2 separate regions of the Homo sapiens genome follow, and region 2 is linked to region 1. Evidence: read pairs that join two places in POLR2A ChIA-PET (ENCODE). Cell type or tissue: PC-3. All regions are shown on one strand.

The links. ChIA-PET counts read pairs that join two places held together with the same protein. Peaks named below come from ENCODE experiments on the same cell type or tissue, not always from the same donor. Only the 100,000 strongest peaks of a DNase experiment are listed, where the experiment ranks them.
Region 2: POLR2A ChIA-PET joins it to region 1 with 14 read pairs; 2 of 35 experiments call an interaction of 5 or more read pairs at or near these places.

What each region holds. Positions count from the first base shown.
Region 1 is chr6:110,474,630-110,479,629 of GRCh38, forward strand. It overlaps SLC22A16 (solute carrier family 22 member 16), which reads right to left and starts at 1,984. Exons shown (of 8, transcript NM_033125.4): 1 at 1,893-1,984. The coding sequence starts at 1,945. It overlaps LOC105377938 (a long non-coding RNA gene), which reads left to right and starts at 888. Exons shown (of 2, transcript XR_942860.3): 1 at 888-1,033; 2 at 4,680-4,807. In PC-3, no CTCF peak of the experiment used is centred here; no DNase peak of the experiment used is centred here.
Region 2 is chr6:111,170,610-111,175,609 of GRCh38, forward strand. SLC16A10 (solute carrier family 16 member 10) reads left to right here. Exons shown (of 6, transcript NM_018593.5): 2 at 2,086-2,230. Among named protein-coding and RNA genes, the nearest start is that of SNORD166, 59 kb to the left of the region's middle. In PC-3, no CTCF peak of the experiment used is centred here; no DNase peak of the experiment used is centred here.

The DNA of each region.
Region 1 (5,000 bases):
TAAGAGCTGTCTCCTCAAACCCATTTGCCCCCTCTTCACCGTAGTGAGCTGTCACCATGGGTGCGCAGCTGCTCCAGGCACAGACAGGGAGCCCCATGCAGTGGATGACAGAGCTGTCCCACCTGCCAGGGTCCTTGAATGGTCTCGTGGCACAGATCCTGCTGTGGGCAGTTACTGGAGAGGCATAAACTTCCATTTGAGGAATCTGTTTGATTGGGCACTTTAGTCAAACACCAACTAATATAATTACCTCAGCTAATCCCTAAAAAACACAGGGGAACTAAGATGTAAGTACCACCTACCTCATTGAGTTACTGTAAGGATGAGAAACTGCATGCAGAGTCCTCATATACACATTTTCACTACTCCTATTTGAAAACATTTGTACTATTATTAGCCCCATTTTACAGATAAGAAAGTGGTAAATAAAATGCTCAAGACCGTATAGTTAATGTGTGGTAGCGCCAGAGTGGGAACTTAGACATCCAGCCTTAAAACTGATCTTTTAACCTCTGTGCTATTCTGCTTCCAGAAGGATGAAATGAGATCATACATAAAGAGCTTGGCCCAGCTGAGGAGCCGTCACCTAACCGTGCTCAGGAGTGCATCATGGTTGAGAGTGTGGGCTGTGGAGGTGATGGGCATCCAATGGCATCCAATTCTGCCCTGCTAGTATTAGATTTGTGCTTAGGCAGAAACCTTGGTTTTCTCATCTGTGAAAAGAGGGTGATACTACCAACCTTATAAGGCTGTAGTGAAGATTAAAGGAAGTAACATGTACCAACGGCTTATGACCGAGCCAGGCACAAGGCAGCGTTCAATGATGCAAGCAGAGGAAGAAGGGAACAGCTGGGGCTTCCTGCCCGTTTCCTCTGTCCTAACAGCTCCTTTTTGCAGACACTGGGAATCAAAACCAAAACGCATGCAACCTTCCACCTTGAAGAACAGCACCACATCATCTCTTTGCTAAGCCTGATTCCCGTTTTCTGGATAGGAAACTGACACACAAAGTATCTCCAGAATCATATCAGAGGTAAGTAGCAGGCCAGGATCGAGACGCAGCTCCAAATCTCCGGCCATAACGCTGCATGGCCCCTCACCCGGCTACCTCCCCTCTCAAAACACTCTGAGTCAGATAGAGGAGCTCTGTCCATGAGTGAACGAACGAATGAATAATTTAAATTTTTTAAATCAATTTGACAAATGAAAAGAGGGTGTACGGAGGTTAAACGTGGTTCCACCATGCGTTGGCTATGAGTCCTTGACCCCGCCAGCTTGTTTCCCAATCACTAAAATAAGGATTTGAACACCTCCTTTGCAGGGTCCCGGTGAACATCAAATGAAGAACTATGTGTAAGCGCCAGGTACAGTGTACCTGGCACGTATTAGGTTTTAATAAACGGCAACCAACTCTGACTAACGGTTGTCCCTGGGGAACACCTGCCAGGCACAGAGGGAGGCCCTACGGAGGCGCAGGGCAGAACTGGGCAGCAGCCGTCTAGGGAAGTGGCGGCGGATTAGAGAAACGGGCGGCCAGGCACAGGCACCCCCTACGAGTGAGATCTGGCCCCTCGAGCCAGATCTCCAGCCAGATGCCTCCAGCATCTGCTGCCGCGGAGAGCACGCACCAGGTCCCTCCTGCCCGGCAACAGGCGCACTCCGAGCGAGCCCAGCGCCTCTGCTCACCATGCCAGGTCCCGCTGCCAGAGGCCTAGAGGAGAAGCCCAGCTAGGGGCCGGCGTCTGGACGCCCGTGTCCCGACTGCGCGGGGTGAGGAGGAAGTGGAGATGTTTTCGGATCGCGAGCGCCGCGCGAGAACCCCGCCGCAACGGAAAGAAACAGACCCCTCGGCGCCGCCTCCCGCGTGGCGCCGCGGGGCCCCTCCCCCATACCTGCCGAAGTGCCCCACGTGGTCATAAATCCCCTCGAAGTGGCGGGACCCCATGGTGCGGCCGTGCACTGGGCGCCGAGTTAGCCGAGCTCCGGGGACTGCGGGTAGCGCGCCCCGCCCCGAACCTCCCCGCCCGGCCTCCTGCTCTCCCCGCGCGTCCCAGTGCTCGGGACCAGCGCGAGGCTGTATTCTGTTCCTCCCTCCGTCGCTTGGCCCCTCGGTCCCCCCAAGTATCTTCGGCTTTTTTCCTGCCGCCTCGGCCTCCTTCCCGGCGCGCTGTGGTCCCGGCGCCCGCGGTCGCATGGTGCCCTCGCCCCCAGCGCCGCCGCTCTCCCACCCGCCCCGCCGCCCACCCTGGCTCTTGGCACCATGTCTGCGGGGTCGCCACGCTCGAGGGAAGCCCCGACGCCTGGGAAAAGTTGTCGCTGAGAGAGAGCCCAGGGTGGGAATGCAAGGGCTAGGCTCGGTCCGGGGGCCGCAAGAATATATAGCCTTCAGCATGACGCCCCTCAGAAACATGGCTCTCAAACTTTAATGCCTAAGAATCTACTGCAGAACTTGGTTTAAAAGGTACATTTAAGGCCGGGCGCACTTGCTCACGCCTGTAATCCCAGCACTTTGGGAGGCCGAGGCGGGCGGATCACCTGAGGTCGGGAGTTCAAGACTAGCCTGACCAACATGGAGAAACCCCGTCTCCACTAAAAATACAAAATTAGCCGGGCGTGGTGGCACATGCCTGTAATCCCAGCTACTCGGGAGGCTGAGGCAGAAGAATCGCTTGAACCCTGGAGACGGAGGTTGCGGTGAGCCAAGATCGTGCCATTGCACTCCAGCCTGAGGAACAAGAGTGAAACTCCGTCTCAAAAAAATAAAAGTACAATTAGGCCGGCGTGGTGGCTCAGGCCTATAATCCCAGTGCTTTGGGAGGCCGAGGCAGGAGGATTGCTGGAGCCAAGGAGTTTGAGACCAGCCTGGGCAACGTATAGCGACACCTCGTCTATACAAAAATAAAAAATAAATAAATGTACATTTATTTTGAGACTCCATCCCTGATGATTCAGGATGCCTGGGGAACAGGAATCTGATTTTTTTTTTTTTTTTTTTTTTTTTTTTTTTTTTTTTTTTTGAGACGGAGTCTCGCTCTGTCGCCCAGGCTGGAGTGCAGTGGTGCAATCTCGGCTCACTGCAAGCTCCACCTCCCGGGTTCAAACCATTCTCCTGCCTCAGCCTCCCAAGTAGCGGGGAGGTGCCCGCCACCACGTCCGGCTAATATTTTGTATTTTTAGTAGAGACGGGGTTTCACCGTGTTAGCCAGGATGATTTCGATTTCCTGACGTCGTGATCCGACCGCCTTGGCCTCCCGAAATCTGATTTTTAATAAGCAGACCATGGCATTCCAAGCCACACTTTGGAGTGGGCAGGGGTTTGGCCCATAGCCAACCCAGGCAGGGGGTGACCTTCCTTCTGGAAGGTATCAAGTGAATGAACTTTAGGGAAGAAAGGTCAATTGCTGGTCCACAGCGCTGAAGCAGAAAAGCCAGTTTCCGACTATATCCACAGTGAGAGTTGCCTTCTCTAGTCAGCCTGGCAGTCACTGGCCCCACTGTTGGCGTGCTATTCCACTCTATAAGGCCACTAAACCTTGAGTTCCTAGAGAACAGGGATGCATTCTCTTCGTCACTTTGGTAGCCTCAGTTCCATAGCAAATGCCCTCTCTCTGAACTTCTCCACCTCATCCTTAAAATCTGAGCACACCTATCGCTTTCTCAGAGAAGTCCAACAGTTTGAGGGCCAGGGCAGAGCTCTACCAGAGCAGAGCATCAAGAGTGGGTCTGATGGCTCCGAGAAGCGGCAGGATCTTGCAAGGCTGTGTTGAACATTTTACTTTGACCAAAGGACAAGGAGAACTCCCTGTAGACAGTCTTAAAGCAGAAGAGTAACAGGCGCAAACTTGTACTTGAATAATATTTGAAAGAGAGGAGAGTCCATTTCCCAAAGTGCTTCCCTCCCCTACTTGTCACAGAGCCTACAATAACACCATTAAAAATTGACTTATTTTTGTTATGCACAATCCTATCTAGACATTCTCTTCTGAAACATAAATACTCTTGGAAGGACTAATCCCTTAAGTAATAAACAACTTGGAGAGGGTTTTTAAATTAGATAGTTTCCTGCTAACTAAAGAGACTTAAGAAAGCCTAAGTTCTTCAGGTGAGGAATGCTAGAGGGATACAAGGTGGGGGGAAGATGAGAGGGTAGTGAGGAGTAGTTATGTCAAGGGCTGAGCCTAGGAGGAAAGGTGGGGGCCATGGCAGCCAGTCAAGACGCCATATTGCTTCAAAGCACCAAAGGGAGAGTTACCTGGAAAAGATATGGAGAAATTGAACTTTGATATGAACACTATTCTTATTACACCAGATAGAAATGTCACAATATGGATAAAATGGACAAATTACTGAAAAATACAATCTAACAACACTCAAGAAGAAATAGATAACCAAAATAGGCCTACATCTATTAAAGAAATTGAATATGCAATTAAAAACCTTCTGATATAGTTTGGATGTTTGTCCTCTCCAAATCTCGTGTTGAAATGTAGTCCCTAATGTTGGAGGTGGGGCCTGGTGGGAGGGGTTTGGATCATGGATCCTTCATGAATGTCTTGGTGCCATCCTCCCCAGTAATGAGTGAATTCTCAGTTATGAGTTCACACAATATCTGGTTGTTTGAAAGAGTCTGGAACTTCCTCCTCCTTCTCTCTTGTTCCTTCTCTCACCATGTGATTCAGGGACCGCTTCATCTTCTGCCATGACTGGAAGCTTCCTGAGGCCCTCAACAGAAGCAGATGCTGGCACTATGCTTCATGTACAGCCTACAGAACCATGAGCCAAATAAATCTCCTTTCTTTATAAATTATCCAGTCTCAGGTATTCCTTTATAGCAATGCAAATAGACTAACACATGTTTCCACAAAGAAAACCCCAGGGTTGGCCACGTGCAGTGGCTCACACCTGTAGTCCTAACACTTTAGGAGGCTGAGGCAGGAGGATCGCCTGAGTCAAGGAGTTTGAGACCAGCCTGGGCAACATGGTGAAACCTCATCTCTATA
Region 2 (5,000 bases), 700 kb after region 1:
TGGCTAATTTTTGTATTTTAGTAGAGGCGGAGTTTCACCATGTTGGCCAGGCTGGTCTGGAACTCCTGACCTCAGGTGATCAGCCCACCTCGGCCTCCCAAAGTGCTAGGATTACAGATGTGAGCCACCGCACCCAGCCTAGATTGTTTCTTAAACCATAGATGTCTGAACTTTTTTGAATGAAATTAAATGATTAGAGATTAGTAAAATTTTTGTATAAGATAGTAGACTAACAAATTCTTACTAGTCTGGGTGTGGTGACTCATGCCTGTAATGCCAGCAATTTGGGAGGCCAGGGTGGGCCGATCACTTAAGCCCAGGAGTTTGAGACCAGCCTGGGCAACATGGCGAAACCTTGTCTCTACAAAAGATACAAAAATTAGCTGGTGTGGTGGCACACACCTGTAGTCCCAGCTACTCAGGAGGCTTAGGTGGGAGGATGGCTTGAGCCTAGAAGGCAGAGGTTGCAGTGAGCAAACATTGCGTCACCGCACTCCAGCCTGGGTGACACAGCGAGACCCTGTCTCATTAAAAAAAGAAAATTTAACCTGTCTCAAGCTCTCCATACTGTAAGGCTCTGCATGTCTTGATTGGATTGTGCTAATATATTTGGCCAATCAGCTCCTTCCTACTGTCTACTTTTGAATCCCTGTCACCACCATCTAAGTCAAGATGACAGTGTTTACACAGTCTCTTCATTGTGTTTTAAGATTATAGTCTTCTTTCTGGTGAGGGAAGAAAGAAAATAGAAATATGGCTTACTGATTGGGCCATGGCTTACGCCTGCAATCCCAGCATTTTAGAGGCCAAGGTGGGAGGATTGCTGGAAGCCAGGAGTTCAAGACCAGCTTGAGTAGCAAAGTGAGACCCTGTCTGTACAAAAGAAACACACACAAAAGAAATATGACTGACTAAAATACATATAATTTTCATAATACTTTAAAATGTAAGAAGGCAAAAAATTTCTGGGCTCAAGGTGGGTGATCGCTTGAACCTAGGAGTTCAAGACCAGCCTGGGCAACCTGGCAAAACCTTGTTTCTACAAAAAGTACAAAAATTAGCCAGGCATGGTGGTGCACACCTGTGGTTCTAGCTACTTGGAAGATTGAGGTGGGAAATTTGCTTGAGCCTGGGCTGTCGAGATCACAGTGAGCTGAGATTGCACCACTGCACTCCAGCCTGGGCAGCGGAGTGAGACCTTTTCTCAAAAAAAAAAAAAAAAAAAGGCAAAAAATTAAATTATTAGTATGGTAAAGTTTCGTTTGGACTTAATATGAAACTCATTTCTAGAAATGATGATCATTTGCATAGGGCTTAACTTCCTTTGCTAAGAAAATAGAGTAGTATACTAGGAGACTTCCAGAGCTGCATAGAGCTTCAGGGTCATCTACCAAGACAGACAATTTGTTGTCATCATCAGTGTTAAACTCTAAATTATTAAGTGCTTATGTGCCAGATACTGAAGTTTATATACACTTTCTCTAATCTTTAATAATTCTAGAAAGGTATGTGTTTGATCCATTTTCAAGATAAGAAAACTCATTCAGAGGGGAAGTAACCTGACCAAGAATACGTTGTAGTTGTAGAGCTGGGAATATGACTCATGTCTGTTTTTTCCATAGCCCATTTTCACTTAGGTTCCATTAGTTTATTATATATTTTAGAAGGACTTACAGACTTGATTTCCTCAGCGAAGTCAGATTACTCATTTCTTTGGCACAGAATTATGATTATTTGTATTTAATATTTCTTTCCTGTTGGTTTTCATTTTTGAGTTTTTATGGAATCTGACTTCTGATTCTCAATTTTTTTATTGTGAAATATAACATACCTTCAGAAAAAAAGATTAAACATATCTATGGTTTTATAAATGATTATAAAATAAATACCCAGTAACTATTATCCAGGTCAGCAAATATTCTACTAGTGTATGAGTCAATTTCCATGGCAAAAGAACTAAGCTTAGGCACTATACTCAAAAAAACTAAAAATAAAATTTTTCTAAATGTGTATTATATCAATGGAATAAATACAAATATAACTTACCATGTCATAATTCCCCCCACGCTTTCCCTTCTTTTACAGCATGGGTAGGTTCTCTCTCCATGGGGATGATTTTCTTTTGCTGCCCAATAGTCAGCGTCTTCACAGACCTATTTGGTTGTCGGAAAACAGCTGTCGTGGGTGCTGCTGTTGGATTTGTTGGGCTCATGTCCAGTTCTTTTGTAAGGTAAGGACTTGGTTTTTTCATGTTGCTTTTTAAAAACTGTTAGATACCTTAAAGTTTTACTTTCAGAAACTATGCTATTTACAAGCAAAGATCCTCCTTTTCATTTTTTAAAACTTTAAGCAATATGACTTATAAAACAAACTGTTATCCATAGCAGCAAATCAGAGCTTGAGAATTTGAATGCTTTTTTTTCTTGTAATGCCTAAGACTTAGACATCAATCAGGATATATGTGTTTCTTGGTGCATGGAAAAATGTTTCTCCTTATCTTTTTCTTCTATTCACATAAAAATCCTAATGGCACTCAAGTTATAACAATGATTTATCTAAAACAGCAGCCTTAGTTTAGGGTCAGTTCAGTCTGAGGCCCACGGGTTACAATAAGTGGTGTTTTAAAGTAGCTGTTCATAGGCTTGATATGAAATATTTTTGTTAATGAGACCAAAACTTTGCCATTTATTCCAACCCAGGTAGAGAATTCCTGTCTGTTCTTTAAAAAAAGAACATGCTAAAATTTTAAAATATCATGGCAAAATGAAGTGGTCCAATGTACCTTAAAATAAAACTTAATGTCAATGTACTTCTCCTGTATCTATTAGAATAAGGATCCCCAACCCCTGTGCCACAGACTGGTACGGGTCCATGGCCTGTTAGGAATTGGGCTGCACAGCAGGAGGTGAGCTGTGGGTGAGTAAGCAAAGCTTCCTCTATATTTATAGCTGCTCCCCATTACTTGCATTACCACCTGAGCTCCACCTCCTGTCAGATCAGTGGCAGCATTAGATTCTTCTAGGAGTGCAAACCCTATTGTGAACTGTACATATGAGGGATCTAGGTTGCACTCCCCTTATGAGAATCTAAATGCCTGATGATCTGTCACTTTCTCCCGTCACACCCAGATGTGACTGTCTAGTTTCAGGAAAACAAGCCCAGGATTCCCACTGATTCTACATTATGATGAGTTGTATAATTATTTCATTATATATTACAATGTAATAATAATAGAAATAAAGTGCACAATAAATGTAATGCACTTGAATCATCCCTAACCGCCCTCCCCCGGCACCATCCATGGAAAAATTCTTCCTGAAACTGGTCTCTGGTGCCAAAAAGATTGGGGATTCCTGTATTAGAAGAAAAGACACAGTGCACTGAAGAGGGACTCACTGTAAGGAACGGATGGGCACATAACTGCATGGAACATCTCTCCCTGCAGCTCTAGTTCTCCTTGTAAGTCCCTTGCGTTGGTAGAATAATCCTCAGTTAGACAAACACTGATTTAATATGTAGCTCTGGCTAACAGGAGGTGATTAAGAAGAAAACCTCTTAAGATGATTTCCATCCTTTGTCTCTACTTTAGTGGTTTATCTTCATTTCCTGCCTCTTTCCTGTCCCTAGCTGTCTTTATGCTGCTTTAGTTGAAAAGCGTTAATGTGGTCATTAAGGAAAAATAAGTCAAATTTACATTTGACTTTTTATTTTTAAATATTTAATCAACAGAATCCTTGGTTTTACTCATTGCCGCCCCCCACCCCCCAACACACATCCCTTCCTCAACTCTAAAGTGAGCCTCATTCTTTCATATTTTCTTCCATCTAATTTAGAAATTCTATTTGGATTTTTAAAAATTATATTTATTTCTTTGTAGAAAATAGATATTTTCATCTTTAAAGTACCTTTATGGGTTTTTTCTTCTAAAATTGTTTTTTAAAGAAAAAAGTTTTATTTGGAATAAGATTCTTGTAGGTAATTCCATGAGATGATTTATTTTAGCAGCAACATAATATTTACATTATTATTAATGTAATTAATGTTATTAATACCTCATCAGATAGCTTCTTTGATCTGGAAGCTTCCAGGTACCTATTGTCAGTACTTGTGGCTCTACCACTTGCCGAATGTATTACAACTCTAGTTGTGGTAGAGAGGGGACTGAGAGGTAGACAACTTATGTAATCTACTACCTAGTTTGTTAACAAAACACACATACAAAGCAATGTTTTTCAAATTTTTCTGACCACTGAGCAATAAAAATTATGACATATATTTTGATGTGACCCAGTTCTGTCTCTCTTTCTCTACCCTCTAAGTGAAACAAAATTTATTGAAACCAAAATTCCCTTACTACATGTAATATTCTCATATATTCTATTAAATTTCGTTATTTAGCTTGCTGATCAAAGGCTACTGAAACTTGAGAGCAAGATACAGGAGCAAGGGGAAATGTGGTATAGATTCTGAGTGTCAAGTGGCAGGTCCATTTTTTCCTCTAGCTCCAGTTCTGCCTTCTGAGGAAAACCTTCTCCAACAACTTAGGTCAATCACACCCATGTCCCTTCTCTGAATCCTTTTTGCACATATGATTGGTATCCGACAGCCTTACTCATTTACATTGCACTTATTTGGCTGCCAAACGTCACAAACTGGAACCATGTGTTACTGAAGGGAAAACCTGGAAGTGAAAAGGGTTCAGCAGTAGTGCAAATACCATCATAAAGCTCATATACTTCACTCTGCAGGAGGGAGAAGCTCTGTGGTTTTCCAACTGAGAGCATTACAGTACAGTGATACCACTGTACAGGAACTGATGTTCCTGATGATTCTGCTGTGAACAGTATTTTTAATATACACTTTGAAGAAGGCAGAGAGAAATGTATAATAGACTTAAATTTTTTTCTTTAAAATTGTTAAATAAAAACAAATAAGCACTTTAAGTAAGTTACAATTATCTGGAAAACTACTTAGGTGGAAAAACTGATACAGAATGAATG